Linked DNA regions of Mus musculus: regions 2 and 3 are each linked to region 1. Evidence: chromatin loops called from intact Hi-C (ENCODE). Cell type or tissue: gastrocnemius. All regions are shown on one strand. Each heading gives the region's core, and the rest is flanking DNA. Links, peaks and the distances in the headings are about the cores only. Region 1 holds the start of Acsl6 (acyl-CoA synthetase long-chain family member 6). Region 2 overlaps Meikin (meiotic kinetochore factor). Region 3 overlaps Rapgef6 (Rap guanine nucleotide exchange factor (GEF) 6).

Region 1 (10,993 bases), core at 2,258-7,257:
ATAAATTACCACATTTCCTAGCTGCCACTGGAAGAAATAAAAGGGAATTTTCTTCCAGGCAGTGCTGATAAACAGACGTCTGCTGTCTTCTGCACCAGTACTCTGGAGGTCAGGGGTGGTAGCTAGCTAGCACTTGCAGCCTCAGCCTCTGGCCCACAGGGTTAATTTAGGGCTCAAGTTCTGGGCTTTTGGCTGGGCCAGGGACTAAGAACTCAGGCCTCCTTTTCAAGGGCAGGATGAATGGGGAAATATGCAAATGGACGCCCTGCCTCCCAAGCTGCAGGGGAGGGCCTGCTGCTGGCAGGCCGGCATCACTCCACTCTGGGCCTGTCACATGAAAGGGTTTGCACTCCTGCTGCTGGCTCCTGCAGCCAGGTCAGGCCAGGGCTGTTCTCACCAGAAAACAAAAATCTCTTTCAGACCAAGTCGAAGTGAAGGCCCCAGCCGGTCCAGGGAATGCTATTGGAGGCTGTTGACGCTGACCTACTGAGGGTACACATCCCTGAATTCTGACTTCCCATCCAAAGAAAAGAGCCCAGCATCTTTGGAGAGTGCCCTAGAAGCCTCTGTTGGCCACTGAGGAAAGCACGGGGTGGGGTGGGGTGGGGTATCACCGTTAGGGCAGCAAGTAGGACCACCCCTCCTGCAGTTCTGTGGATCTTGTCCCTTTTCAGAAGCAGCAACATCGATGGCTGAGATAGTGAGGACAAGTTTGTTTGCTTTGTTTTTTTATAAAGAGACCTTGATAACTCTTGTGGTGTTTATGGTGAATGCTAAGGGAGAACAGAGGGAAAGGCCCAGGGCCAGAAACCAGAAGAACTCACAGTGTTGTCACAGGTGCTTTTGTTGCTTCTTCAGGGTGGAGAGGCAGGGAGATCGTGGGAAACATGAGGACAGGTCTGGACCTCCTGACTCTGAAATACAGTCAGAGCTCCACACTAGCAAACAATACCACAAGCAAGAATTCCAACACAGCCGGCAACTGCTTAAGGCCTTTTTTTCCCCTTTCCTAGCTGTAAAGCTGTAAATTTTATAGGAATCTCACCAGAAAATCTTTTTTTTTTTTAATGAAAAGGAAGCATACCAATGCCCTTGTGCACCCTCCAGGGGCCCCTGGTTTCATCTGATCAGTATAACTTCATTCAAGGCATCTCCGAGCCATCTAACTCATAAAGACGAGAACAGGTGAAGGGTTTCTCATCAACTTGTTGAGTTTAACACGCTTCTTTGAGAAGCTCAAGCCCGAGCTTCTGGGTGTGTCTTACTTTCTGAGTACACCTCTTCCTCTGAACCCTCTGGCTTTTGCCTATGTTAAGGCATCTTTAAGTCTCAACTCGAACTGGAGAGTCCCAAAATTCTTTTCCACACTGAAGCCAAGAGTCCTGGTTTGGAGGTTCTTAAACGGTCTAGGGGGATTCTAAGGCTGCTGAGGGTGACAGTGGCTTGCTGTGTCTCTGTGACAGTGGCTTGCTGTGTCTCTGTCCCCTCACCTCTGACACCCCAGGGTCACCAAGACCCATGTGAGGCTCAGAATGCTGCCTTAAGAATCAGTGATACAGGCAGCATCATTTAGCCTAAAAGCATAGACAGGGCAGGGCCTTAACATGTCCTTCTGGAGCCACACAAGGGTGAGAGAGGTGTTACATGGATCTCCTACAATCCAAGGCATGTGACCTTGTTGGCTTTGAGGCCTATGAAAAGGCCCAGCCCTGGTAGGAAACGGGCCATTTGCCACCACCCACCTGCCTCCAGTTGTTGTCCTACTTTAGGGTGGGGCCGTACAGGATATTTATGAAGCCAAGATGCCAGATGTGTCTCCATGAAACTTCAGAGAACTTACCCAGGGAGGAGAATCAAAGGCAGAGGAAGAGGAGGAGAGAGGACTCTGTGGGCCCAGAAAATGGGAATTTCACAAGTCATATCCTATCCTCTGCCCGGCCTGCAACACGGAGACCAGGAACACAAACACCTAAATCCCCAACTAGTCTGCTGGCAAAGGGAAGAGCATGGACCCCAGACATGGCCAGGCTTAAAAGCTGGCAGAGTGATAGCTGAGTAGGGGTGAGGTGAGGGTTTATCCCAGAAAACCTCATCCAATCTGCTGAATTTCACTACTGAAATTCTCTGCCTGCTAAGCAGAGTGCTAGAGTCTAGATGGCTTCATGAGGCCCTAGCTCTGGAAATAGAACAGTGGGGCTGCTACTTTTGAAGCCATGATGGTCCCTGCCAGCCTGGATGGTTCCTGCCTGACACCCCTATTCCCACATTGATAAGTACGTTCCTTCCACTGGCCTGAGAACATCCTGTCTACCTCTGAGTACTTCCCTACCTGATCTCACTGGCTGGCCCACATCCTACCTTGCTGCTCTCTCTGTCTCAGCTCTGACCGTCCTGCCATATAGCCTGGGACCGACCTTCCTGTCCAGTTTCTGTGTGACCTCAGTGTCGACTGGCTTTTCTGCTCATTCCTCAGAACCTGCTGTCAGTGTTCACACCAGTCTGCAGCTGGAGCTAAGGCAGGAGTAGGTGGGCAGGTAGATCTCTCAGGGGGGTCAAAGTCCCAACAGTTCAATGTAGTAGGAGAAATGGGGCTGATAACAGGCTCAGTCCGGGTTACTCCTTCCAGATCCATAGGAGAGACAGACAGTGCTGTGAGCCAGTTAGTAGGGTTTGCCTATTCAACCAAGGGTTGCTTTTTTCTCTCCTTGTCCCTCCTCCCCCTGGTAGTCACTAATCACTGGGCTGGTTCCTGGCTCCAAAGGGCCCCAATCTGGATTTGCTTATCTCAGGGTCTGGAAACTGAGATTTTGATTGTTATTGCTCTAAAGCCTCATCAGGCAGCCAGCTTGGAATGCAAGCCTGACAGGGCAGAGCACAAGCTAGCAACTCCTATCCTTCCACAGACATCCTCTACCTGAATGCTTAGTCTAGGGTGGGGCAGGATGAAGGACATTTCTGGGAAGGGCAGATGGATAGAGTCAGGTGGGTTGTTGGAGATGTTCTTCTAATGCTTTGATTCAACCAGGAATCTGAATGTCCAAGTGCCCCAATTGCTTTTTGATCGATCAATAAAGATGTCAGTGGCCAATGGTTGGACACGGGGTAGGACACCTAGAGTTGTGCATGCACAGAGAAGAACCGCCATGATGTGATGAGAGAAGGAAGAGGAGAGCTACAGGAGCGCCAACAAGCTATGTGAGAATTTGGGTGGGGTTCCCGATTGGGCCTGGGGTAGCAGGGGAAGGTTTAGGAGTGCCAAGCCTTTGAGGTAGCCAAGGCATTTTAAAAATAAGCTAATGTGTTTGTGTGTCTTTCACTCCAGGATCCAAAGATAGCTCCTGGGCGGGTGCGCACATTCGACCCACTGGGAGCCAAATTGGTGTAGCAGAACTCACCGCTACAGTGGGTCTAGTTGGAATGAAACAATCCAGGATCTGAGATTATCGATTAGATCTTAGAACAGATAGGGGAGTTCAGCTCAGAATTTCTGTTGCAATATGGTGTTGCCTATTCCCACATCTCATAGATCCCAAGTCTTCAATGAGTCAGGAGAATACTTGGGTATGGCTATACCTGATAGGTGAGAGTGGTAGGAATCCATCCATATCCAGGCATCCTAAGGACAGCCTCAGGCCAGATCCTGAGATCAGGTGGATGGTGAGTGAGAACTATGGCTAAGTCAAGGTAAGGGCCACCACAAAGGCAGGGACTTGACTGGATCGTCTTCTCAAGTATGCTAGGCAATGTACCTAGAATTACCTGACCGTAGAGAGACTAGATCTTGGAATTACAAGGAAGCAAGAGCCTTCAGAGAAATCTCCCTTCTACAAACCATCTATCCTGAAGCTGTGAGACATCCACCCACCTATCCATCCATCCACCCACCATCTACCCACCCATCCACCCATCCATCCATCCATCCATCCACCCACCATCCACCCATCTACCCATCCATCTATCCACTCATCCACCCATCCACTTATCCACCCATACACCCATCTATCCATCCATCCATCCATCCATCCATCCATCCATCCATCCATCCATCCATCCATATTTCTCCTTCACTTCTAGAGCTCCTGACAATATCAGGGACTAACCAGAATTTGTCCCTGCACAGTGAGGCCACTGCCTTGGAGATCCTTCTCAGCTATGCTGGGTAGAGCAGTCAGCACACACTCCAATCTGTTTGTTTTTTTGAGAGACAATATTGTATTCCCCAGGCTGACTTGGAACTTGCTATGCAGTCAAAGCTATCCCTGAGTTCCTTGTGTCTGCATCCCAAGGGCTGGGATTGTAGGCACTCAACTTTAACTTTAACTTCAGACACTTCTGTTGCTGACCTCACCCCATCAGGACCCTCTGGCCTAGAATGCTTTTTTTTTTTTTCTACTTCATTTCTGCTTGTTAGAAACCTGGCTCTCTCCTGGACTGCAAGTCTGGGAAGACATTCTGACCCTCTGCTTCTACGGGCATCTTCCCGCTTAAATTCCTCTGGGCCTCAGAGCTTCATGCAGTAGGTGGTGACAACAGCAACACAGCATTGTGGGAAGATTGAAGGGAAGCTTGCAGAACCATAGAAACGTTTTGATTGCCGTACAGTGTGTGCAAGGTCAGGCAGATGATATGTTTATACTCTGTTCCCTCCTTTCATTCAATGAATGTCTAAGTACCTACTGTGTGTCAGGTGCTGGTTAGATAAACAACATACCTACTACTATATGAAACTTGTTTCTTTTTGCAAACAAGACAGACCTTCTCCGTACTACCCCGTGTACAGAACAGCCCTGAGTTCTATCGCATCTGTAGCTGAGCCAAGTTCAGCTTCAAGAAGGTCAACCTTAGAATCACAAACCCCAGAGAATCAGCAGGGGAACAGGATGGCTGGGTTCTGCTGCCCCCTGGTGCCAGCCTGCTCTTCCTAGTGCAGCCTTATGCCCATGCAGGCTGCCAAGCAGCTTAAAAAAAATCAAGGTAAAGGCTTGAGTACAAATTCAAACTTTCTTCCTTTGGGAGTCATGCCCCAAATACCTGATTTTTCTGGAGCTTCACCATCAGCCCCAATTTTTAGCCACTGTTTTGGGCTTCATTTGACTGCTCCAGGACTCATTGCCCTAGTCGAGTCTGGGGCTAGGGGTGGGATCTGATAGGGCAGAACTGAGCATGTTTGTGCCTGCTGGGCCAGATCTGTCATATCAGCCTCTTGTAGCCATGGCCCACTCCGATAGGGTGTGGTCCATGTCCCCAGAGCAGGAGTCAGAACTGGAGGTTCATCTCTGCCTCCTTCTGGAGCCCAGCTGCCACTCGGGCCAACCTGGGCTACATATATTCTCGTAACTTAACAGTCCTACACAACACTCCTTGCCTCCAGTCTTGATTGTTCCTGATTTAGCCTGGCCACTGTACCTAAACAAAGGGTCCTTCTGTGCTCTATGATAAAAAAAAATCCTCTCCTCTAGGACCCATCCAACAACCCAGGTCCTCAAGGCAGAAGACATGAAAACTCAGCCCCATCACAGTCCTTTCTGCATACCTTCGACAGCTCTGACTTCTTTTATTTGGTATTTGGCTACCTGTCTCTGATAAATGCCCCACGTCCTGCAGAAATCCATACAGGCATCACTGGTAGGTATGGTCTGAAGTTAAGCAGGTTGGATCTTATACAAGAGTTTAGAGCTACATCAGCCTGAAGGAAGGGGTACCTTTTAGTAATGTATCAAGAGTGGTACCTCTTTACAGTCCACATACAGGTGTCACAGAGGTGGGCAGGAATCCCAACCCACTGATCCCATTGTCCTCTGAGTGCTTGGGAAATGGTGGGCATATTTATTACCAGACTGAGCACATGACTCATGCTGGACTCATATCCTTGTCTCCTTGTTTACAACTCAACATTCGGGTTAGATCTGGAATGGCTCGGTACTGTGCAGCCCAGAGCTCGTGGCTCTTCCAGGCTGCTTTTCCCCCATCTTTCCCTGAAAGCCCTTGAGGTCAACTTTTGCCAGACCAAGGTTTGTTTCCCTAGGGATGCACTGAGTAGCAAAAAGCACACAGGCATTGGCTCAGGAGCATCTTCCTGTTTGACAGAGTGGCAGAAACCTGGGAGCTACACTGGGCTATAAAGTAGATTACAAAGCAGAATTCATCCTTAGGGGTGTGTGTGTGTGTTGTGTGTGTGTGTGTGAATGCACATTTCTCAGACCCTTCCACCCTTCCATCCCAAGAGAAAGCCTGAGATCTAGCAAAGCCCCAAGAAGGGCAGGCACATGACCTATAAAGCCCCCACCATGCATGTATCTGGGGTATTGCATCTAAGGAAAAGCACATGTCAGACTCTGCCTTCCAGCAATCAGAGCAGCTTGGCCTCTGTGAAAGCAGCTGCCACCGAGCACAGGAAAAGCTCTGCTTGACTCTCAGAGCCCTTGTCTAACCCCTCAGTGAGGCAGGTGCCCCCTTTTCTTATCCAAGGAAGCATGACAGAAGCTCACCCTGACTCAGTGACGGTTGTATACAAGTTATAGACAAGAAGCCCTCCCACTCAGGGGCTTCTCTCACAGGCTACTGATGATCCCTATCACAAGTGGCCCTGTAGCCTCCGGACACCTTCCTGGAACCACAAAAACTTCTGAACCAAAGACCAACGCTTTGAACCCATGCTGGGTGGGGTTCTTCCTGGAGTAGAACAAAGAGGACCAGGTACTGAGAAGAGGCTCATAGGCAATTTTGTCACGTAGGCAATAAATAGTGTATGTTACCATCACCACTACCACCAGCACCAGCACCACCAGCACCACCACCACCACCATCATCATCATCATATTTTGATTATCCATGATCCCAACTCTCGCCTATCCTTGCCTGTTGGCAAGACCAGAGTGGCCCTGAACAGCCTGTCACCAGACACTGGCATACAGAAGGAGCTTAGGGAGCTGAAGGGATTAGAGAGGCCTTAGTCTCCCCAGCTCAGGGAGACTATGCCCCTGTGGCCTAACTCAGGACAATTGTGGGGGCGGGAAAAATAATTACCTGGCCCACCATCCCCTCAGGTTCAGACACGATATAACCAAGCACTTGGCATGGGTTGATCAGCTAAAACTTGAGATCAAATTCCAATCTGCCCAGTGTTATCCATATGGCACTGGGGAAGTCAGTTTTTAAATCTCAACAATAGAAGAGGTCCCACCAACCTCCTAGGTTTCACAGTGAATATTAAAAAAAAAAAAAAAAAAACTCACACATGAAAACACATGATTCTCACAAAAGAATCAACCTCTGCCTTTCCTTTAGCTCAGAAACAACTTTGTCACCACCGCTGATGGTGCTATCCGAATACCAAATAAGAAATATTAGCATGGGGAGAGCATTTGGCCTGGGCTAGGCCAAGCATTTTCACGTACATTATCAGGTTTAGAGATTCTGCACAGAGCTGGGGCCGAGGTGGGGCTGGAAACCCTTTAGAGGTATTAGCCGGAGGCTTGGAGAGGGGAGAGGCCAGTGCTGAGAAGTAGTATTGGTAAGGGGTGGGCCTGTTGGGAGAGTACAGGTATGGGTGTAGGAATCTGGGGAAAGTACTATGCAGAGATTTATCAGGAGTCCTGTAGCTTCCTAAGAAAGAGGGTGCAAGGATGAGGGAGGGAAAGGGGTGAGGCAGGGGGGAAGCCAGGGTACAGCCTTGGGCAGAGCTAAGGGGCAAGTAACCAGTCTTGTCCTCTGGCTAAAGGGCAGCAGGGACCGCTAGTGAGAAAGGTTTCTGGCTGGATCAGGAAACCCAGGTCAGCTCTGCCGTACAATTCACCAAGGGACCTTGGTGGTGGTGGTGGGGGCAACATAACTTGGATTTTGGTCTCTAGAGATGGACACAGACACAAAAAGTCTGCCCTTCCCTTGGCACGGGGCCTAATCTGATCACCGGTTCTCACCACAAGGAGAAAGGAGCTTGAGAACGGAAGGGGGGTTATGGGGGTCTCAGCTAGTAAGGCCCTTCCTCCGGGCTGACCCAGCTGCTTCCCCAACGCTGCCCATGGACCCCCACCAGAATTGGGGGGCGCCTCGGGGACCTTGAAGGGACAATTCAGCAGCCGCAGCAGAGGGCTCCGCAAGGTGGAGATGTCACACCCGCACCCTGGGCCGAGATACTACAGCTTCCCGGAAATGGTGGTCAGGATCGGACCGGGACTTACCGGCAAACAGCCAGAGAGAACCCCCCGACACCAAGAAGAAGGTCAGCATGTCGGTGAGCCGGCCCAGCCCGGCCCGCACTGCTTCCCAGGCCCGCAGCCCCGCAGCCCCAGAGCCACCGCCGCTGCCGCCGCCGCCGGGTATTTTTAGCCCCCGCCTCCCCGCGCCGCTGCGGAGACCCGGCGGGAGGGGGAGGGCGCAGCGCGCGCTCCTCACGGAACCCGACTCCCAGCCCCGCAGCGCGCCGGGACTCCTGGGCAAAGAGACAGCGGCATCCGAACTGCCGAGCCCGACTGGGGGAGGGGCTGGGCCGCCCGCCCCGCAACGTTCTGGGGGAAACGGGCTGGAGGAAGGGGCTCACGGGCTCACTGCCGCTCCTACCTCACCGTGCCTCCACCCATGAACGACCCTACCTCCACACGACCGGCCTCCAAGGTTTTATGGCTAGGCAGGCTCAAATGGCAGCGGGGGTCCAGGGCTTCTGTCCCAGAAAGTGCACATGCTGAAGTGCCGGTTCCTGGCTGAGTCAGACGCCCCCTAGGACCTGATTTTGTAGTTGCTGGGAGCCACATCTGCAAACCCAAGAGGGAAGGGAGTGATGGGGCGGGGGGGGGGGGGGGGGCATCAAGGTGAGGCTAGATTGGATAATACCCACACTTAATAAGAATGCTCAAGGTCAGGTTGGAGGCCACACAAGGTCACGGGAAGACTCACCAGCTGCCATGTCCCCAGGCATGTCTCATGAAGACACAGGCAGCCACATGGAATCACAGGTGTCTCCCAAGGACACAGGCAGTGATGCATATGTGTGGTACATAAGAGCTCAAGTTCCTCTTAGCTGTGATAAATGGTCATACGGTCACTAGGTTGTTGGTGGTCTCATTGCTGAGCTGAAGAGTGAGCTGAAGAGTTGCAATCCCTTTGTCTGGGAACAAAAGGAGGAAGCCTGGCTCTGTGATTTTCTAAAATAATAAAGGTAGGTATTCTGATGGGGCCTCGATGGACATCTTCAAGTGGATTTCACCAAGGTCCCCTCGTTCTTCAAGCATTCAGGACTCATTAGGCTTCCAGCACCGAGGACAGCGCTCAAGCAGCACAGACCTTGGTCAGGCACTGGTTAAGACAAGGACCCATACCAGGAGTAAGAGGGAGAGAAACCAGACATTAGAGATCAGAAAGCAAGGGGTGGATAGGTGAGATTGGATGCTCTCTGTGCACTTGAACTCATATCTAGGCTTCAATTTCTTTGTGTGTGTATCTGTATGTGTTTATCTGTGTGTCTGTGTTTATCTGTGTGTCTCTCTATGTGTTGGGGAGGGGGTGGTCCTGCATCTTTAGTTTGGTATGTGTCTCTTGGCCTATCTCTGTGAACCTTAGAGATGTACAGTCTGCAGAAACATCTACAGTGAGTCTCTACAATAGACCATTCTTTCCCATTACAGGAACCGGGTCTTGGGAGGGCTGCTCTTGCTTGAAGCCAGTCTCTTCCTGGCAAGGGTTTTGCTGGAATCTTAAACTTGGCAGACACCTCTATGAGAGGATCATGGAGGTGATGTGGCAGGATTGTTCCCAGTGGGTGACACAGCAATCAGAAATCCCTCCTGCATTCCCAGCAGCAGTAGCGAACTAATTGAAGGCCTGCCTGCTCAGGTGGAGACCCCGTCAGGGGACACTTCTAGGCTTGGGAGAGGGCATAGATGGTTTCAAGTCAGACTGGCCTAGGGAGTTGGCCAGAATATCATCACACATTTTTTAAATATAATGAAGCCATAAGCAGGGTTTATCCCATTGCAATTTCTGATCATATGCACTGTAGGGCCTTTTCCTTCTTGTGCCTTCCTTCTGCATTCTGTCAATATCCATTTCACATTATAGTTAGGATGAAAAGATCCATCCCCTTCTCGGATGCTCTGGTCTTTCTATCATCTGTACACTGTTCTATCTGTACACAGTGAATACCTGTTAACAGAGCAGGGGTCCTAGGAGGCAAGCAGCAGGCTCTGGGGCCAGTCCTCTGCAACACCAAGTTGCAGGAGCATCTAGGCTCCTGGGTGGCTTCTGGCAGCCTCTTCTCCAGAGTGATGTCATGGGACACATTTAGCCTGGCCTCCTGCAGGATGCTGCATCCAGTTACTCTTCCTATAGATGTCTCTGTTTCTTGCGAGCATCACAGTTTAAAGCTCTGTGCTGGTGCCGAGCTGGTGATAACTTAGCCGAGTGGGGTTCCGCTTTTCTCTGAGCAGTACTTGGCTTCTCTTGAGGGACATCGACAGGAAGACGCTGGGCTGGCTGTGGGATCACGGCCAGGTCGCTTTTCACTCTAGGTGTGTCCCTTCCACTGAGTCACAGGGCTGTTGTTTTCGGTACTGAGTTACCAAGGGCTTCTTCCTCCTTGTAGATCTCCATCATGAATCAGGCAGCTGTAACTCTGAGATCTCTAGACTGCATGGGTCCAGCAACCTTAGAACACAGAGCGAGAGAAGCCAGCATCCAGAGATGTGCAGGCAAGGTGGGATGAGGCTTTTACATCAAGCCATCAGGTAGCTGTGACCTCCTAGTTCCCACTCATTCATGTACTCATTCACTCTTTAAGCTACTGTGTATTCTGTGCCCTCTTCTGGTAGGAGCTGGAGTGTTGGGCAGGCAAGTCAGAAGCAGCAATAACAGCAGGCCAGTATGGTAAGTCTAGAAACAGAAGGATGGCTCTAACCTAACCCTGGGAGGATCACCTCAGGGATGAATCATTCATATTGGACCTTTAACCTTAGGGTAAATATTTAGATAGAAGATGTCTGTTGATTTACACAATGGAATA
Region 2 (10,993 bases), core at 3,957-8,956, 120 kb before region 1:
ATTTAGGGAGGAATGTAAGAGCTGGAGAATGGGAAGGAGTATTGTGAAATGCTACCTTCTTGATTTAATATAGCTGTTTAACTCGTATACTCACAGCAGCTGCGGTTACTTGCACAAACCCCATAAAATCAAGCCAATCAAAATTCTAGCACTAACAGAAGAGGGGCTCATGAGGCAATTCACCTAGCCCATTAGCAGTTTATGGCTGCAAGGGATGTAGCCTCTGCTGGGTTGCCACACTCTAGTGGATGGCTCCAGACCCATGCATCTATGGGCAGCACTAATTAGACTTTGTGGATTATTTTTAAAAGAAAAGACATGAACTTAGGAGGAGGGCTTTGTTGAGGGAGTGTGGGGGAGTTGAAGAGGGTGAATGGAGTATGGGGTGGGTATGTTCAAAACACATTGTATGCATGTATGAAATTCTCAAACAGTAAATAAAAACAACCATATTTTAAAAAGAAAAAACAACATAAATACTTAACAATAGTTTTCAACATATTTAGCCATTGGGAAGATTAAGATTCTATATCATAGCCAGGAGTGGTGGCGCATGCCTTTAATCCCAGCACTCGGGAGGCAGAAGCAGGCAGATTTCTGAGTTCGAGGCCAGCCTGGTCTACAAAGTGAGTTCCAGGACAGCCAGGGCTATACAGAGAAACCCTGTCTTGAAAAAACAAAACAAAACAACAACAACAAAAAAGATTCTATATCATTCTAGTCAGAATGGCTATTACGAAGAAAATAAGTGACAGCAAATGCTAGCATGTATGCAGGGAGGGGACAACTAGTATTCACTGCTACTGGGAATGCAAACTGGCGTGGCCACTCAGAAAATCAGCAGGAATATATTAAACAGAGCTAGGGTATGAGCCAGCTCTACTCCTGGTCATATGCATGAAGGAATGTAAGGTACCACAGCACAAAAATACTTCCACATCTATATTTACCATAGTCACACTAGCTAAGGAATGGAACCACTAAGATGTCAATCAGCGGCTAAACCTCCAAAGAAAGTATGGTAGGCACATACAATGCAAGTTTACTACAACACACACAAATGAAAGAAGTGTTCAGCTGGGGGCCCGTGAGATGGCTCAGTAGGTCTTAATAGTCACCTGTTGGCAAGCCCACTGATCAGACTTCAATCCTCCGAACCCACATGAAGTACCAATGTCTGCAAATTGTACTCTGACCTCTGGAACAAATGCCTCTCTTACTCATGCATAAATGCAGTTCTAAAAAGAAAGGGCAGGGTCTATAGATCAGAGATCGAGCACATAGCCAGTACACAGGAAGCCATAGTTTCAATACCCAGTACTGGAAGAGAATGCAAAGAAAGAAACTTTTGGGTTGGAGAGATGACTCAGTGGAGAGAGCACTTACTTATCAGGCTTGCTGGATGAACTTTGTATTTGTAATCCCAGAACCCACATAAAAGCTAGGTAGGCATGATGGCCACCTACAATCCCAGAACTTAGGAAGCAGAGACAGGGCTTCCTGGGGCAGGCTGGCCTGCTAGACTAGCTGATTGGCAAGCTCTGGGTTCAACTGAGAAATCCTGTGTCAATAAATAAAATGCGAAACGATTGAGGAAGTCAGCCAATGTTGACTTCCATGTGCGACATTCGTATGTATATACATGTATCCAAAGATGGATACCTTCTAATCCCCCCACTCCCAGACCACACTGCTTCTCACAGGACCTACCACCCACCTGGGAAGTACCGAGTAACGCACTTTCCCTTCGATTAAACTCTGTGAAGACAGGAAACAGACCTTGTCTTGGTCCTCACTCCCCAACAGTTTATCTTATTTCTGCTTTTAAAACCGTTATAAGAGTCGCTGACTTAGTTGAACTGATCTGGAAAACACGTCTGCACTCGCTTCCTCTTCCATCATTAACACTCTCTTCTGTATTTTCATGGTTCACCTCCAGATGAAGTCAGAGTAACAAAAAGGGGGGGTGGGGGTGCTTTCTTAGTAGCTTAGAGCTTTTCGGAACATTTAAAAGAATCTTTTCATAGGACTGCTATTTAAAAAGAAAGAGTGTATAGGTCACTTAACCTCAGATTAAACAGAAAGTTTTATGCTTTTCCTTGCTACTGGAGCAGCTTTGAAACTTCTTGCTTTTATGTGTGGCCTTAGTCCCAACATCAGGGTTAACATCTCGCCAAGTTATACAACTGTACTCTGTTCACTGACAACAGGCTTCTGTTTCCTTAGGACAGGCACTGTACAGATGCCACAAGTTATACCATGAAACCACTGGGACAAGCACAATCACAGCCCTACAGAGAGTGCTGACGATAGTTTAGAGATGAGGTAACATATTAAATACTTAGTGTATGATTGAGTGTACATACCATATATTCCTGCTTCAGCAATTTTTGAGTGTAGAGTTTCTTTTAGTCAGACCTGGAATTAGGTCTCTCACTCATGTGGTTTCAATTAAGTTCTGTTAAAAATAGCTTGTAATATAATCATTTTCATTTTTAGCACTTCAACGACTTTACTACTTTTGATCCATACAAAGGACAGATCTGGGGAGAAAGAAAGGAAGGGAGGGAGGAAGGAAGGAAGGAAGGAAGGAAGGAAGGAAGGAAGGAAGGAAGAAAGGAAGGAAGGAAGGAACCTGATGAGAGCCCATAATGGGCACAAAATCTTCTATTTTGGTGCATGGTCTTCTAATAACATCTAACTGGTTCATATTTAAAGTACACATACACACATTTAAGAAGAATATGGGAGAATGTTTCTTTTCTTAACTGACTAAAGCAAATGACAAGACCATTAGGAGAATTTCCCCACAGTTTATCGCAAACAATAAGAGAATTTTAATTTTATATAATTTCAGGCAGACATTCTGCTTCTATGGATTTCATATTTACATTCACATCTTCAAAGCAGTGAAAATTCAGTCACAGATGTTATGTTCTGCCATTTGTCTTCATTATAATATCTAGAGAAAAAAGACATATTATTTGGTAGAGAAGCAAGTGTCCAATCATTACTAATAACCAGTTTTCAAGGGTGAGAGCTCTCCCTGCCTGCACCACACCCACTGCTTCCTACAGAGTTCTTTCTGGAAACATCAAGAGACCTGCTTAGTAACATTCTAGAGGGAAACCTGATAAAGGCTGATAATGGAAGCATCGGTGTGGTTTCGTAGCCCCTCCTTGTAGCCCAGAGGAACTCTGCCCTGAGCTGCTTGTCCTTGTTCCCCTCCGTGACTATCTAGGCAACACCTCACGTCTGTCTACCACTCTTTTTCATTCCCCTAGTCCAGGCTGCAGGAACATTCGCTTTCTTCCCAAATATGACATTGTTGCAGATTTCCCTTCAGAGCTGACAGCAGGAGACCCGAATGCAGACTACGCCTAAGGGTGTTCCCACTGTCACCGTTCCATTCTTGCACCTCAGAAAACCCTGCTATCATAGTCATGCTCTGTGCCCGCTGGAATCTGTGAGTAAGATTAAAATGATCTTACCAAATATCAGATGGTCAGGAAAGTGATTATAAGCCAGAGATCCATTGCTACTCAAAGTGGGACCCATCCAGAAACCAGTAATAGCAGCCACATCTAACTGTAGTCTTACTGTTGTGTTAGAATGGAGGATCCTTCGGTACCACTCTAAAGGAGCTGCAGCAAAAGCTCCACCTGAACACGATCCTCAAGTGCTTCACAAATTATTTAAGTTGGGAAAGCCACTTTCACTGTGTTAGGTGTACTAACTTAGATGTTGTCACTTGGCACCCGCCCCCCCCCCTGTAATTTCCCCGCCTCGCCTTCATGTCACCTTCATATGCTCACACTCAGAGATTTGACCTTTATTTTCCCGGTTATAAACTATCAAGCCTCACTTCTGGAACTAAAAGTTACTAGAGATCTGGGCGTCATCTTCCAGTCATCTTTTCTTACCACTCCTTACAAGTGACTGGTTAGTTACTAAGTCCTATCAACTCTTTAGATTGGTTCTTAGAATTCCTGAGTCAGACTTCCAAATCAATAACTTGAGAATTCGTATTTATAAGTATTCCGGTGGTCTGAGTAACATAGTTGGAAATAGACCAGCACAGGTCTATCTTCCCATCTCTGTTCATATGGACTTGACAAAAGTCACAACCACCCTTTTTACTTTCTGCTCACTTCTTCCAAATCTAAACCTTCTTGAGAAAATGATCAATTAAAAAGTATCTTTGATTAGAATAAGGTAGAAAGTAAGCATGACCTCAGAGATGCTCCACCATCTACCTCCCAATACAAGTCAATTCTTAAGTTTTTCAAAGGTCAAGTCTGCAAGGGCAGCAGGCATAACTAATTTCAACTCCTTGGAAGACCATTAGACATCTATGCTTATATTTATACTGATACTTCCTTTTAGAAGGCCTGTACCCAAGGTTCTCCATGGGCCTTAGATCATCTGCTAAAGGAGACCCCCTTCCTTGTGTACCCTAATAGCATCCCATATATATTTCTATTAAGGCACACATGTCTCCATCAGAGTTGTTTTAGTCATCTGATATCTTCTATCAGATTATTTATTAACTGACAGAAGGAGGCAACTATATCAACTTCAGAAAGTAACCATCTAGAACATGACATTCACACTCCAAGAGTATTTCCCAAATGAGTCGGCCAACTACAGAACTCCATATTTATATGCATGGATGCATGTCAACCAAACAACAGGCTTGAGAATTCTTTATGATGTCGAAACATGTTGATTTCTTTTCCTCTAAGGCACTGACTGGCCATACTTCCTCTTTGTAATTACAGTAGGTAAGTATGTCTGTCTGTGATATATTTGCTATAACTATAAAACTATAACTATATATAACTATACATATTTGTTATAACTATATATATTTGGTATACCTACTTGATATATTCTTACTTGACAAATTATTCTTCATGTGAGATAGCATAATCAAGTGTATAATTAGATACAGCAACTACACACATATTTTAGACTTTTTGCAATTTAAGAAAAACCAAGTTAACATTTTCAAAAGAGATATGTCAGCTACACTTGAGGAACTAATCAAACACCTAACAGCAAATCCTACTGCACACGAGGTGACTTCTTTTTGTAGTGCTGGGAATTGAACCCAGAGTCTCACATATATCAGGGAAGCGCTCTTCACTGAGCTATAGAACTTAATAATGAGTGGTTAATATATTTTCCAGATAATTTACATAGTTTGTCTATAAGCCTTACAATTCTTTTAGGTAACAACTACTATTTAACCAATTTTACAGGTAGCATACTAAAATCCATAGACTTTTAAGGAATTTGCTCATGTGTCAGAATTATCCAAAGACTTCTGTTACCATCACTCTGCTACTTACACAGAATTATTTCCACCTCATTTGTTGCGTGTCTGTGTCCATTTCTATCCACTATCATTATCTAAAAACTCAAGTTTTTTATCAAGAGAGAAAGAGAAGGGGATATATATATATATATATGTGATTATATGATTATATGATTCAAGGCTAAAAGTGTCCTCTTAGCCAGGTATGGTGGCACATGCATTTAATCCCAGTGCTTGGGAGGCAGAGGCAGTAGGAGCTCCGTGAGTTCAAGGTGAGCCCGGTCTACAGAGTGAGCTCCAGGACAACCAGGGCTGGGTTACACAGAGAAACCTTGTCTCTCAAAAACAAAAACAAAAACAAAAACAAAAACAAAAACAAAACAAAACAAAAAAAACCCAACCACCACCAACAACAAAAAGAGTATTCTCTTTTAGGTTTATACAGTACATATAGTTCTGATTTGGCCAGTAATTATCTGTTGAGTAAACTAGGACAAAAATCACTTATCAATCTGGTGAAAACAATTTGTCATCTGTAGAGGGAGAAAATAGAAAAGAACACGACTCTCAATATTTTAGTGTTTATTATAATCACCTGGAAACTTTAACATGAGTCAGAGTCCTCTGCCTTATTTCTGGCACCTATAACTCATCAGGTATTCAGTTGTTTTGGTGGCCAGAAGACTATCAAGGTGAAGTGTTGATGTAGACATTTTCTAAGGCCTTGCTACCTAGTAGACACCATTTTCAGAACCTATGTACCACTCTGCCTTCCCTGTCCCATCATTTTTGTGGCTAGTGTTTCCTTAAACCAAGTTTTTTTTTTTCTTTAGGCAACATAGTGCTAGTCAACACGCTCCCTTTTCAGTCATATGTACAGGGTCCTAGATCATCAAAATGAACTTTACACTCCAGCCCTGATTAGGTTACTGCCAAATCGAGAAAACTTTAAATGCCAATGCTAAGAATAGGCTGTTGAATATTTTAAATAACATGATCACAAGTTAGCTTGGTGCTTTGCTATTTTTACTAAACGAAAGGCAGACACAAGGAGCAAGATGTCGAAGGGCAGTCAGGTGAGGAGGCTGCTCTTAGCAAGAAGCCAGGAGATGGCGGCAGCAGTTCACCATTCATCAAGGGTCTCTAAATTCACTGGCCAGCTGTGAACATCTAAATCTCCCATGAACATTTTAATTTGGATTTGTTACTTAACCTCCAAATTTTGACAATATCTGATGTCATAAACTAGTATGACAGACCTACAAAGATCAATACTTTTCCTATTTTTATTAATAAAGTTTTTATTGGCATACATATAAACAACCGCCCCAACACACACATATGTTCAGCCTGAGGATTTTTCATAAGTGTAACATGCTAACATAACCAGCACCATAAAATTATCTGTAGCAACTTCTTTAGTTAAAACCATCATTCTAATGGAGGTGTCCACTCCCAGTTCCTTCAGAGTTCAGTTTACCTGGTTTTTGCTATACAAATATAAATAAATAATAGTAAATATGCTCCCTAAGAATGTCTAATATCTTATGTGAAGTTTATTAACATGATCCAACAAAACAGTTTCCTTTAACTCTATGTTGATTATTACTGTGTAGCATTTGAATGAACATACTATAGTTGACTTACCTATTTTTAATTGATGCGCATCTGGCTAGATTGTAGTTTCAAATTATTATGACCAATAAATATTCTAGTTTATATCTTTTTTTAAGACAAGTCTTTTGCCCTAGGTGGCCAGAAATTTGCTACATAGAACAGAGATCTATGTTGCCTAAAAACTCACATAGATCTACCCACCTGTCTCTGACTCCTGAGTGCTGGAGTTAAATATGTACACCCCTAAATCTGGCTCTAGTCTGTATCTTTTGGGGGTGCAAATTTAAATCAAGCTTTATTAAATATTAAATACTGACCAAGAGATGGACTTTGGTCAGGGCCATTCTCTGGGATTTCCCAGATAGAAGGACTTGTAGTCTGTATCTTTTGATGAACATACAGAGACATCATTGCTGACAAGTGGAACTGTGCTAGGAATCTTCTATCTCAGGGCTCCTAGGGGTCCCGTACTGTGAGATGACCCCTGAAGCATAGCATAGTTCTGGCATAACCAGAAAAGGCATATTCCTACTCCTTCATGGGCCATTATGGATTTTGTTGTCAATGTGTATCTTATTTGTGTGTACTATTTTAGCCCATTTACCAAATGACCTAAAAATATTATACAATTTAACAAGAGGCTCAGAACAAGCTATGGTGCAAAATGCTCTAACACTTGCACTACATGGTCCATCCAGTAGATTCAGTGTCCCTGACAAATAGAGATGTTGCCTGGATCTTTTGGCAGGACCTAAAGCTGAACAGTATGGCCTCTAGGATTAAAAACTGAAGTTCAGCTATCATTGGTGGATAAATACTAAAACACGGAAGAAAAATTTAGCCTGTGAATGGGCCATAACACTGGACCACTATGTTACTGAGCACTACTGTATTTTACATGACTTCACAAAGTGAAGATCAGATCTTTATTGCCAAATGAAACTAATACACATAGGATTGCCCTTAAGCATTCACTGAAGGTACAAGTAGGTCACATAAAGAACTGATCCAAGTGCCATAGCCCGTATTTTAACTTCTTTATCTTCTCTCATCCAGGCTACATTTAAAGGTCATGGGGAGTGTTCTATAGGTAGCTGGCTAGGAAAAAAAGATCAGATCTGGTAAATACTGACCAGTCCCTCTGATATGTCTCAGAAAAAAAAAAAAATCCTGTGAAATCTGCTTGCCCTGGGGCAGGACTTTGAGAAGTGTACCTGGTTGTTGTTTTGCTGGAAGAAGGAAAGATCAGCTGTTGGATGCATACCAATTCATAGGTGCTAACCAAGGTTTGGATAGATGGTTGAGACTTGGAAGAAATGTGATTGGAAAAATAGAAGAAAAGACATTTGAGAAGAGGCATTGTATAAAGTTCTCTAAACTGACAAAAACCATGAATATATTTATTTGGATGACATACAAATATATACCAAATGGTGACCTCAGCAGAGAAGGATTCTTAATAATCAAATGGATAGTATAATTAATGCTTATGGATACCAGTCAGTCTCTTTTTTCCCTAGCAACCTCCGTCAGCACAAGGTTGGAGAAAGAGGAAAGAATCTAATTGGTATCCTCTCTGTCCTTGTTTATAATGAACTAGGTAGCAGGGAGCACAGGCTCATCAACACAGACTTAGCTGGCTCTATGATAGCAGTACATCTTGAAGTGCTCAGTCAGCAACACTGAAAAACTTTTATCTTGCAAAAGGCAGTGTTTTGTTCTTACAAGGTAAACACTTTGGATATGAATATGCCATTTATACATATAGCACTCTGCCAAAGCTGCTACATGTGAATTTATGGGCTACTTTACAGAGTGAGAGTGGTATCATCCTGTTATGGTTTGCATACAAAGTGTCCCTTACGAGACCATCACCTAGTTGGTGGTACTATTCTGGAAAGCTGTAGAACCTATAGGAAATGGAACTTTCATGGAGGAACTGGGTCATTAGGGGAAAGCTTTGAGGTTTTATAGATCAGGCTTATATCTTGCCCACTTTCTGCTCCCTAACATCAGATATAATGTTACCACCTGTCTCATGTTCTTGCCACCATGTTTTCTCCATCATTATTGACTGTACTTCTTTTTAAACCATGGACCAAAATAAATTCCTTCCCTTTAAATTGCTTCTTGTCAGATATTTGGACCACCCCACCTGAGGCTCCATTCTGTCTGCAGACACCAAGCCCCAACACTGTTGCTGTTGTCAAGAGGCACTTGCTGACAGAAATCTGGTGTGGCTGTTCCTTTGGAGGTTCTGCCAACAACTGACTAATGCAGATGTGGATGCTTGGAGCCAACCATCAGACTGAGCTCAGGGAACCTGATGGGGGAGCTGGTGGAAAGACTGGAAGAGTGGAGGGGGATTGCAACCCCCTCGGAGGAGCAATGTTGGCTGGTGGGAGCACTCAGTGCTCCAAGGGGCTAGACCACCAACCAAGGAGTATATGGGGAGGGATCCATGGCTCCAGATACATATGTAGCAGAGGATGGTTTTGTCTGACATCAATGGGAAGGGAAGCCCTTGGTCCTGTGGAGGTTTGATGCCCCAGCGTAGGGGGATGCTGGAGCAGTGAAGGGGGAGAGTGTGTGTGTGGGAGCACCCTCACAGAGGCAAAGGGGAGCAGGGAGAGGGTGGATGTGGGATGGGGGATTTGTGGAGGGGTAACCAGGAAGTAGGATATCATTTGAGATGTAAACGAGTGGAATGATTAATTAAAAAAAAAGGAAGGGAGGGAGGGAGGGAGGGAGGGAGGGAGGAAGGAAGGAAGGAAGGAAGGAAGGAAGGAAGGAAGGAAGGAAGGAAGAAAGAAAGAAAGAGAAGTTGGTACCAAGAGTGTCGTCACTGCTCCAATAAATGAGACTGTGCAGTTCTTAGGCATTTGGGACTGTTTTGTGGGAGGAATGTAGAGGAATCTGGAGCTCTGGGTTAAAGAAGTCCTAGAATTTATAAGCAGAGATTAATTGGCCATTCTAGTGGGAGTTTGGAAAACTCCAGAGAGTGTGGAAAGAAATGCGGACAGTGACAATCCAGCTCATAAAAATTCAGAAGGGAACCAGTGTGATTTTTTTTTTTTGCCTGAGAACTTGAGTGAGGTTGAATTAAAAAGTAATGGACTCATCGGTTCAGTAGAAGAACTATCAGGTCACAGTAGTTTTAAGCGTTATGCTGCGGTAGTTTGAATAGGCTTGGCCCAGGGAGTGGGACAATTAGGATGTGTGGCCTTTTGGAGTAGGTGTGGCCTAGTGGAGGAAGCGTGTCACTGTGAGGGTGGGCTTTGAGACCCACCTCCTAGTTGCCAGAAAGACAGTCCTCTCCTGGTTGCCTTTGAATCAAGATACAGAACTCTCAGCTCCTTCTCCAGCACCATGTCTACTTACCTGCTGCCATGCTTCCTGCTATGATAATGAACTAAACCTCAGAAACTCAAGCCAGGCCCAGTTAAATGCTTGCCTTTATAAGAATTGTCTTGGTCATAGTGTCCTTTCATAGCAATGGAAATCCTAACTATGATGCATGGTTACTGCTCATCGTTCTTGGCTAAGAGTTTACACCAACCACAGGCACTCCTTGTTCTCAAGTCTTTGAGTTTTGACTTAGCAATGCTACTGGCATCTCTGGTTCTCTAGCACTTGGATAGCATGCCACTGGATTCTGAAGCTTCCATAACCATTTGACCAATTCCTGTATTAAGTCTCCTCTAATATAAAACATCTATCTATCTATCTATCTATCTATCTATCTATCTATCTATCTATCTACCTACTTATCTATCTATCACATATGTATTTACATATTTGAGCACAAGAGACATCAGGAAAGGTTCTTTATTGCTCCTCCACACTCTATATAAAGAACCTCCCCCAGAAGTACTAAACACTTTATGTTTGTGAGTATCCATAGAGAAACAGATACTTATTAATAATTGTTCTGATACTCCGGGCAACCCTCAGTAATATAATTATTAGGTATAAAATGAGCAGTATTGACTTAGGAAATCAGGCAGTCATTTACAAAGAGAATTCTCCATGACTTTGAAGCATGCTCAAAGCCAA
Region 3 (10,993 bases), core at 3,576-8,575, 230 kb before region 1:
GAGATCTTGATTCTTAAGATTGTATACAGTTTTTGAGGAAAAGAGCAGTACAAGACTCTTACTGAACTACAAGTACAAGCTGCTAGCAGAGTAACTTTAAACTCTAGGACCTAAGAAGCAACAGGTGAGGGCAGCTGCTGATTTGAAAGAATAAACTGATCTTCATCACCAGGGAGAAATAGAGCTGCTTTTACGTAGTACTCCAATATAGAATAGCAACTACTTACATAGTTTTTAGTTACCAGTCACCTAGAGAAACTACGAAGTATATGAGAGGGTGTATAGAGGTTACATGCAATAAAGCACTTTTATATAAGGGACTTAAGAATCTACAGATGTAGTATCCACTATGGTCCTGGAATTAACCCCTTGAATTCAAAACCAGCCTATCCTACATCATAAATGTCAAGTCAGCCAAGGTACCATAATAAGACTATCCCAAAAGCCCACTCCTAGACACAGGGGGCGGCAGAATTGAGTTTGAGTTCTGGTGCATGTAGTCCTAAGAAATCCTAAATTAGCAACACTTGGGAGCTTAGGGGAAAAAAATGCATTCTCAGGCCCAGAATCTTAGGGATTATGTCTCCATGTTGCCGGTCTAGTTTAAAAAGCCCTACAGGCAAGTCTTCACACACTGATGCTTAGGTTTACAGGCAGGCACCATGTCACTCTACATTATTTGTCTAGTAACTTGGGGATAAAAGCAAAAGAACTAGGATGCTTACTAAATGCCAGTTCTTCTAATACATCAACCTAAATAGATACAAAACACCAAGCCTTCATAAAAAGACAACTCCCAGAACACATGGGTAGTTATTTTTTTTACTTGTATTTTTTTTTAAACACAGGTAGCAAGGAGTTTCTTGGGGCTTTTGTACCAGTTAACAACTATGAGACAAGATTGAGGAAATACATGACCTATTAGGCTTCTTGGTGTATGCAAAAGAAACAAAATCTATCCTAGCAAACCTCACTTAGCTCCTTTAAAAAAAAAAAAAAAAGAAAGAAAGAAGGAAAATGGAAAAACACCAATGGAAGCAAACTGAAAGTCTTATAGAATTTTGTTTGCAGTCACAAATTCAAATGCTAGAAAGGGGATGCTAATTACTTACAGAGTGTACTTGAAAGCTACTGATGGAGCCTGAAAGGAGAAGCAGGGAGGAAGACAGAAAATTAACCATCTGGGACATGACAACACCCCAAATCACTAGCATCTGTTTCTTTAACTGTACCAACAAAGTACTGTGGAAATTCAGAGCATTAGAACAAAGACCAGGTTAGGATTGGGAATAAGAGATTTCAGCTAAGCAAAAAAGTGAAGTCACACACTGCAATTAGCAACCATATACACAATGGTGGCCTCATTATGGTGGACATGAAAAATCCCTATTGTCTAGTGACCTTATAGATGTAACAATGTCATAGGGCAATACAGACTCGTGTGTCTGTGTGATTCTTGTGTAAACAGAGCTTCTGTCCTGATAGTTGTATAGAAACACAATAACACAGTTATATATAATAATTAATATTGATTATGGTAAGTGTCTCCATCACTGGTTTAGATTGTTTCAGTATACCTTATTTTGGTGCTCTGTATGCTCACGCATGCACACATTTGTACATAGGAGGCCAAAGGACAACTCTGAGTGTTGTTCCTTTGCTACCACTTATTTGTTTACCTATTACTGGCGACATAGTCTCCCTCACCGGCCTGGAATTCACTTAATGCTGGTTGATTGCATGGTTAACAACAAGAATCCTACAAATACTATCACATCTGATTTTTCACATGAGTTGAGGATTAAACTCAGATTCTCACGCTTGCAAGCAAGGTAAACACATTACTGACTAAAATATCTTCCCAACTATTTCACATAATTCTTTGAGAGTATGCCTGTACTGACATTAAGAGAAAAAAAGTTCAAAGGCTAGGGATATAGCTCAGGGGATAAAATGCCCAACTAGCATGCATAAGGCTCCAGGTTTCATCCGTAACACTGCCAAATAAATTAAAATTCACTGCAAATAGCATATGCCATATTATACTGGCACAAGCCTCACTCATGCTTACTACATTTCTTAACTTTATGTCATAGGGCAATACAGACTCGTGTGTCTGTGTGATTCTTGTGTAAACAGATGCCACAGAAAGTGATTTAGCTGTACTATGTTGAGTTTATGTAAGTCCATACAATCACAAAATTGCCCAATGATTTTTTTTTCAGAACATATCCCCATTGTTAACTAAGGCATGACCAGACTTTCTAAACTTCTCTGTGTGAAGGTGAGTGATGGCGTCACTGTCATCCTAAAACAAACAAGCTCTCTTGCACCCTTCAAACAATCCAAACCTACAGTATTTATTGTAGATATATTCAATGGGCTCTTGTTTAGGGTACAGTGAAGAAGTTAAACCCATATCTTAGACTTGATACTCAGTGCCAGGCCTGCCATGGCAAAACCCAGCGTTAGGCAAAGTCACATGACCCCTGACAGCAGCCCACTATCCATTACAACAATGCTTAGGTCAGGAGGTTGACTACCTCTTTCAACCTCAGGCAGTAGAGGGAAAATAAGATTCCATTTGCTAGGGAACAGAGCATAAAAACTAGCCAAAGGCTTTGTCCTAGAGTTCTATGCCTGGCCCAAAGTGAGACCAAACACCTGTAGAAACTGAATGCCCTATATGCAGGCTAAAGTTTACACAAAGAGCCTTGAATCTGGCTCCTGCAACAGGGAGATATTTGTGTATGGGTAAATCAAAACTCCAGCTTCAGCCTGTATTGTTTCCAGCCTTGGACTGGTTCCACGGCACATCTGATCTACTAAAGTAGTACAGTTCTCTATAGCTGTGAGAGACTCAGGTATGAAACAGCTTAGCATCTTGGTAGCCAAGGCACTGTCTCTCTCAAACTGCCAAAGTGCCAGATAGGTCCATACGCTAGCAGGACAGACACATCCTTCATTACCAGCAGTTATGGACCTCAGTGCACCTGAGATTGTTAAGCTTCAGCATGTAAGGCCTGACCAGGCTTAAGAATCAGCCTGGTGGATCAGGACTGAACCTTCATCAACACTATCCCAACATTTGGCAGCACAGTGTGGTATAAGACCCAAACCATGGGACAGCATAGTAAGCACAAAGCTATATGCTGTAACTTAGTGCTAGGCTGGTCAGACAGTGTCTCTGAAGAGTCCCAGAATCAGAAAACTAATACTTATGACTGGTTACAGTCATCTTGGGCTAGGAGTCCACCTCAGCAACAGGCAGCTCATAGCACTGTGACCCTTGGTCATAGGACACTATGTATTGTGCTGGTAGTATGTGGGTTTAAAAGTACTACTCATCTTACAAGTATTGATGGCGACTGGTATGACATAAAAGCCCAAGGATCAAAGATCTATCCAAAGAGATTCTTTTCTGAACAAGGTTGAATCCTGCACTGTCATATAATACACATCAGAAAGAAACGTGGAGCTAAAGATGAGGCAGCAGGGCCTACAGGACCTCAGGCAGAAGCTTGCAGATAAAAGACTATACTTTCTTGGTATGTATGTATGTGTATATATATATATATACACACACACACACCAAGAAATGATATATATAGAATCTACATAAGACAAACCTAGGCTTAAATTGTGCTTAAGTACCAAAGTGTACACACACCAGGGAGAAAAATACATGACAAGTACATGGAAAAAATTAAAAACTATGGATCCTTTGTGATGGTAAAGAAGGTACTTGAGTACCCTGTACTCTGTACTCAAGTTACAGGGTCCCAAGAATTTAAAAATGGCAAGAAAAAAAAAAAAGTAGAAAACACGTTGAGTGAAAAAAACCCCAGAATTTGTATTAGGATACAAATATCCATATATAATAAAAGATTAAAGGTAACACCAGTTATATCTAACTAAAGCAAGTCTATACCAAGATATCTCTATAGTTAAGCTCTCAAAATGAAAGACAAAAAAGATTTTAAGGGCTGGAGAGATGGTTTAGCTGGCTGCTCTTACAGAGAACTGAGTTCAGCTACTAGCACCCACATGACAGCTTAAAACCATCTGTAATTTCGTTCCAGGAGCATCTGATGTCCTCTTTTGGCCTCTACAGGCACACAAGTAGTGTAAGACATATGTGTTAGCAAAACACATGTGTACATATAAATATTTAAAAGACTGTACATGAAAATATATCAATAACACATGCAAGTATCCCTATTCTCATGATAGCAGTCTTAGCAGGAATCTTACAAGGCAGGAAAAAAGTGGCATGAAATTTTCATATCACTGAAGAAAAAGCACCATTAATCAAGAACAGTGTGTCCAGGGCCAGGGAAATATTAAAACAACTGCCTATTGCCCAGCATAAAACCTGAATTCCATTCCTGGAATACCCAAGATGGAAAGAGAAAACCAACTCTTCCAAGCACTCTTCTGACTCCACATGTGCACAGCGGCACACATCGTTTGCCTTCCCCTACACACTCAAAGGAAAAAAAAAATATACACACACATACACATAAATGTTTTTTAAAAAGAATATTGTACGTAATTGAGGAGATAACATCATTCCCAGACAAACAAAAGCAAGAGGAGGATATTGTCCCATCAGATACATCTTGAATGGTAAAGGGAAGGTCTTCAAACCACAAGAGATTGACAAATAAGAGAACATGGAAAAAGTACAAAGCTGACTAGTGAGAGTCCTTACACAGACATATCCAGATGCTCTAATATTGCTAAAAATGGTGCATAAACTATATATATTATCATGGCCCTACCCCTGTCTAGATTAAAACAACTGTTCTTGTTCCTTTGGTTTGTTCGTACCTTTATGATCATGTTGAAGTGCTACAATTTAAAAATAGTTAAAACTAAAAGATGTTTGTATGCATCACAGAAACCATAAGGAAAAAAATCTATAATATACAAACCAAAAGTAATAAAGAATCAAGCCACACTACTCGAGCCAAATAGTAAGTAAAGCACTAAACCATCAAGAAAGACTACAAGAAAGGGAGAAAGAAAAAAAATAGGAGCAACAACAAAACTAGAGAATGCATTACAAAATGATTATGGTAACAGCATACCTTTCCAGGATTACTTTGAATCTGAGTGAGTTAAGGTCCCCAGCTAAACAGTCTCGGGGTATAATACTGTTTTCCTAGCATGTACTAGGCTTCAGGCTCAATCCTCAGTATTATAGGCAAATAAACAATTCCCAAACACACAAAGAATGATTAAATAGAAAAACTACTCTATATGCTTATCAGAAATCCAGGTCAACTCTAAGGACACATACAGATGCAAAGTAAAGGAATGGAATACTTCTATCATTAAAATGGAATCCAAAAGAAAAACAAAAACAAAAAAACAAAGGTCAAGAGTAAAAAGAGACAAGAAATATCACTGTATTATGATAAGGGATTAATTCAGCAGAGAAAGTAACTTTCCTAAATATATGTGCACCCAAATAAATAAAATACTACTGAGGAATGCATGCATACGAAATGCACGAACATATGAACATGTTATGTATTCATACATTTATGTACACAAGCACATCTACAAAGTAGAAAAATTCCATATAACTGTTTAAAATGTTTCTGCCTCCCAAAGTAATTTAGTGACTCAATGTAATGTAATCTGTATCAAAATACCAATGACCTTTGACACTTTACACAACCCCCCCCCCACTACCACCCTGAACTTGCAAGAGGTATTTGACCAGATGGAATAAGTCAGAAGACAAGACTATCCCAAACAGAAAAAGACATGAAAGAGTTTTGGAAATCCACAAAGGGAGTGAAAGAATATCTGAAAATGCCAAAAAAAACCCACATGTGATTAACCAAAAAGAGTAGGCAAGCATAGCATCTGTGCCCAGGCGGGGAATGGGAGAAGCAAGGGCAAAAGATAAGCCAAGCAAGTCAAGAAAAGTACAAAGCCTTGATAAGCTTCAAATCCTGTTGGGAGGTTCTGGTGAGAAACAAATTCCTTTGGTGGAAAAATCAATATAAACTGAAGTTCCACTTCATCACTTTACATTAGACCCCAATGGCAGAGCCAGATACCATCTTGAGATGGAACCTATTGTTAAGCTGAGTGGGGAACCAGAGGTCTGGAAACTGCAATCAGGCCTGCCAAAGACATAGGATGAAGGAAGGCCCAGGAAAACAGCTATAGAGAACAGTGAGCTAGATAAAGGCTGGCAAGCTGAAGGGCACAGGGAATTGGGGGGACTCATCCAAGCAGGCAAGTACATAAGGATGATAGTCTCTTATCAATAGTTCATTTATTGAAATGATTCTGGAGTTTGATAGCCTGAGATCAGTAGCTCATCAACCTCTGGAGCCATCAACACTTCCAAAAGAGCCTGAGAACGTTGGAGGTTCTGTGGTGTACTAAAGAACCACTGACATATCAATCTAGCAGAGTGATTGAAAACCAGGAGATCTTTAAAGTACGGAGACATGTCCTTCCCATGTGCTTTGACTTTTTCTCACACTTTTGAGGTACCCGAGAGAAACATTCCCAACAGAACTTCTGCCAGGGGAGAGAACCTGCCACAGGGTGCAATTTAAGTATGGCCAGCAGAGGCCGCTGGTGTTCAGACAAGGAAAATTATCAATGAAGACAGCAGTGCTAGACACCGCAAGTTTACCTAAGAAACACAGCAACAGCATAAGCTCTAGGAAAGACAGAAACCCAGTTTAACTGACCCCCTCCAGCCCTCACGCACAGAAATTTATTGAACAATATATTTCTCTTTTCTCTTATATCATTCTGCCATGTATCCTCCTCGTTCCCACACTATTTTTAAATAGCACTTTAAGCTATTTTAGATGATCTTATCTTTTTTAGTCCCCTTCTTGCATTTACCTAATTTCGCTTTTGAATTTTCTCATTATTGGGAAATCTTTATTTTTCATTTAATTTTTTTCTAATTTCTTGTTCTTTTCTCTTCTCTTCTATACTTCTCTATTGCTTCTTTTTCCTTTCTTTTAATGTATTTCTCCCTTTTCCTGCCTTTCCCCTTCATTTATTTCATCCACTTACTATATCCACACTAACCCCTTAAACGATTTTTTTTTTTTTTTTTTTTTTTTGGTTTTTGGAGACAGGGTTTCTCTGTATAGCCCTGGCTGTCCTGGAACTCACTTTGCAGACCAGGCTGGCCTCGAACTCAGAAATCCACCTGCCTCTGCCTCCCCAGTGCTGGACCTTAAATGATTTTAACTTCAAAGCACATTATATGCAACCTTGTCATTTTATGTCCTGTGATAATTAACAGATGACATCAGTGGGCTTCAATCCATTGTCAAGTGTATTTACTGTGTAGAGTCTGTTGCAGTTTGCTGCTAATAGTAGTTTGTCTTCTTCTCTCTGAATGGTAATGGGTCTGAGCAATTATGAATGACCAATGAAGAACTCAAGGAGGAAATGTAAAAATACCTAGATTCAAATGAAAATCAAAGCACAATTTATCAGAACCTCTGAGATATAGCTAATGTAACAGGCCCCCAGACCTTAGAAACACAGACACTATGCTAGAAGCAACGTTCTGACTGTAAATCATAACATGTAGGCCTCAAAGTGTGCCAAAACAGGAACATAGATGTAACCCATCAAAGACCTAGTCTACAGTTCCAGGAAGTCTCGAAATGTACTAACCTTGCTTTCTGGCTTCTGTAGTTCTGCTTCCTGCTATCTGAACTATGACAACCAGGATATGTTTTTGGTGCATAAAGAGAAAGGCTTGGGGCTGCATGATGTAGGCAAGTTCCCAATGCAGCTGCAGGCCAGCAATAAAGAATTTCTTTTCAGTTTTAAGAGTTTCTGTGTAATGGTCTCTGGTGGTCTTAGTTTTACCTTGAAAAACTAAGGCAGTGATGAGAAAGTATTTGCCCTACTGATGTGATGAGACACAAGGACCATGGCAACTCTTATAAAGAAAACCATTTAATTGGGGCTGGCTTACAGTTTCAGAGGTTTAGTCCATTTATTAGCATGTCTAAATCAGGAGAGAGAGAGAGAGAGAGAGAGAGAGAGAGAGAGAGAGAGAGAGAAAGAGAGAGAGCTTGAGCTTTTGAAACCTCAAAGTCCACCCTCAGTAACACACTTCTTTAAGGTCATACCTTTTAATAATGTCATTCCTTGGTGACCAAGCATTCCACTCTAGGAGCCTATGGGGGCCATTCTTAATCAAACCACCAGTTCTGAAGTTGTTAGGTAAAATGTTGTGATATGGTATTAAAGAATGACAAAGGAAAAAAGTCTGTGTTCAGTATAGACACAATCTCATCTACAATACTTTTTTCTTTTACTTTTGCATTGGTGAGGGATCAAACTCCAAAAACTCACACATTACAGGCAAACATTATACCATGGAAATACAGCCCACATCCCTTCTGAAAACATTCCCAATCTGCAGTTGTATGGCCTTCCAAAATTACACTTGTAGGTACACAGTGTAATGGCCAATCTTAATTGTCAACTTGACAGGATTTAGAAAGTAGTAATACACCCTAGGCCTTGTCTAATGATGGTGTTCTAGAAAGTTAATATGGATGCACAATCAACCTTATGGGCTGTGTCCTGGACTGACAAGAAAAGAGAAAGTCCGCTGAGCACCAGCAAGCACCTGTCTGCATTCAGACTGGAGGTGCAGTGTGACCAGCTGCCAAAGCTCCTGTTGCCATGCCTCCCTGCCATCATGTTCTCTCTGTTCCTCAAACTGTGAGCCAGAATAATTCTTCCTTATGTTGCTTTTGATATGTATTTTGTCAGTGAGAAAAGTAACTAATATACAAAGAGTCAACTTTACTGTATAAGATGTTATTAAATGAATGTCATTTATTTATTATAGCCAGACATGGTATATTAGTGATTTCAGAACTCAGGAGATTGAAGCAGGAAGACACCAGATTAAGGCCACCATGGGTTATGTTAAGACACTGTCTTAAAGCAATAAAAGAGTTAAAAGCACTAATTAGTAGAGGAAGCATCAATATAGGTATCAATACAAGAACAACAACAACAGAAAGTCCAAAGTTAAGAAGCTACCTTTGTTTATTATTCTAACTAAAGTCAGTGCTAAAAAAGACCCTGTTAAGTCATATAGCTTGAGCAAGAATTTTTTTCCTGCAGTTATTTCCTTTTTTTCTTGGATATTTTCTTTATTTACATTTCAAATGTTTTCCCCTTTCCAGGTCTCCCCTTTGGAAACCCATTATTCCATCACTCCTCCCCATGCCTCTGTGAGGGTGCTCTTCCACCCATCCGCTCCCATCCTCCCACCCTGGCATTCCTCTACCCTGGGCATTGAACATCCTCAGGCCAGAGAGCCTTTCCTCCCACTGATGTCCAACAAGGCTATCTTCTGCCACATATGTGGCCAGCACCATGGGCCACTCCATGTATGTCCTTTGGTTGGTGGTCCAATCCCCAGGAGCTCCAGAGGGTCTGGCCTGTTGACACTGTTGCTCCCTATATGGGGCTGCAAACCCCCTCAGCTCCTTCAGTCCCTTCTCCATCTCCTCCATCAGGGACCCCCAAGTTGAACAAGAAATTTTATTTTACTTCTTTGGAATTCAGTTCCTTTGCACATGCAAGCCTCATTTTGGTAATGATGTTCCCTCTCCCCACAAATATCAAATAAAATACCTGTTGCCCTGTTATGCAAGTTCTACTATGGTTTGGGGTTTTATAGAATCAATCTTACTGTTTGCCATGTGTCAAAGCCCTGAATCTCTCCCACGGCCTAAGTTACCATTTACACCAAACAGTTAGGAATGTGGCCTTTGGAAGCATACGCCAGAAGAGCAAATGAGTGCTGCTTATGACTCTAAAACCTGGGAATTCTACAAGAAGAATTCATTCTCATGTTTGTTTATGAGACAAAATCTTATGTAGCCAAGGCTAGCCTCAAACTTATAGCTGAAGCTAGCCTTGAACTCCTAATCATTCTGCCTCACCTTCCTGTGAGCTAGGATAACCATTCTGGTTTTTTGGGTTTTTTTGCTCCTTCTTCTTCTTGTTGTTTTTTTGTTTGTTTTGTTTTAAATTCAGAAATGTTTTTATTTTTTAGTCTCCAAAAACCCAAACAGACAGGTGTGGTGGCACACACCTTTAATGCCAGCACTTAAGAGGCAGAGACAGGAAGATCTTTGTACATTCAAATCCAGCCTGAGTAACAGAGCAATTCCAGGTCATCTAGGGCACAAAGACAGTCTCAAAGATTAGCTTAGAAAAATGGGTGCACATCTTCAGTCATTTCCTATTAATAGGAACTTAACTTTATAGAACAGGTTAAAACAAAACAAACAACACCCAAAACTTAGCAAGTCAAGGAAACTGATTTGTAGTTTAGGCTCTCCTTCTCCAGGAACGAACACTGCTATGTTAGTTATTCCATTTATCAAATCTGATCTAGCTTAGTAATCTTCCTTCTGGTGCATTTCAAACTGTGCTTCCAGCACCATATAAGCAAAGTTATCAAAGTTAGAAGTGTATGTAGTATGTTGAATATGCTTACCCCAGGGAATGGCATTATTAGGAGGTGTGGCCTTGTTGGGGTGGGTGTGGTTTTATTAGAGGAAGTATGTCACAGTGGGGGTGGGCTTTGAGAGAGCTTAATCTTCTGGGAAGTGTCTTCTGAGAGCACAAAGAAGCTGTTTTCCAGAGATAGTTTTGAAGGCATGAAGGGAAGAAGCTGAGGCTTGGCACTGTGTGACGCTAGCAAAGGCCATATTAGTAAAGGTGAAGCTTCAGTTAACAGCAGAGGACTGAAAAGGGATCATGCAAAGAAGATTTCACCTCAGTTATGCTGGTCTCTTATCACCACCAATTTCTTAGCTCCAACTAACCAGTATCAATTGTCCCAGTAGTTCCTTCTATTCTTGACTCTAAAGCCAGAGCCACTTGGCTGAAGCTTGGCACTGTGAGGAGAGCCTGTGAGAGGCTACTGGTGAAGTCTAGTTGCAGTGGA

The links. A loop is a pair of places that touch in the nucleus more often than their neighbours do. Peaks named below come from ENCODE experiments on the same cell type or tissue, not always from the same donor. Only the 100,000 strongest peaks of a DNase experiment are listed, where the experiment ranks them.
Region 2: it touches region 1 in a loop (6-fold over the local background); 11 of 42 quality-filtered maps call a loop at or near these places.
Region 3: it touches region 1 in a loop (9-fold over the local background); 15 of 42 quality-filtered maps call a loop at or near these places.

What each region holds. Positions count from the first base shown.
Region 1 is chr11:54,301,521-54,312,513 of GRCm38, reverse strand. It overlaps Acsl6 (acyl-CoA synthetase long-chain family member 6), which reads right to left and starts at 8,690. Exons shown (of 21, transcript NM_001033598.1): 1 at 8,592-8,690. It overlaps Gm51861 (a long non-coding RNA gene), which reads left to right and starts at 8,813. Exons shown (of 3, transcript XR_003949553.1): 1 at 8,813-9,154; 2 at 10,577-10,687; 3 at 10,803-10,993. In gastrocnemius, for the core only: a CTCF peak has its summit at 4,911 (motif pointing left); a DNase peak (open chromatin) is centred at 4,896; H3K4me3 peaks cover 352 bases; H3K27ac peaks cover 4,437 bases.
Region 2 is chr11:54,418,617-54,429,609 of GRCm38, reverse strand. It overlaps Meikin (meiotic kinetochore factor), which reads right to left. Exons shown (of 14, transcript NM_029105.2): 14 at 2,820-2,962. The coding sequence ends at 2,931. Among named protein-coding and RNA genes, the nearest start is that of Fnip1, 14 kb to the left of the region's middle. In gastrocnemius, for the core only: a CTCF peak has its summit at 6,427 (motif pointing right); no DNase peak of the experiment used is centred there; H3K27ac peaks cover 3,046 bases.
Region 3 is chr11:54,530,728-54,541,720 of GRCm38, reverse strand. The region is part of intron 1 of Rapgef6 (Rap guanine nucleotide exchange factor (GEF) 6); the gene reads right to left. Among named protein-coding and RNA genes, the nearest start is that of Rapgef6, 13 kb to the right of the region's middle. In gastrocnemius, for the core only: a CTCF peak has its summit at 6,589 (motif pointing right); a DNase peak (open chromatin) is centred at 6,599.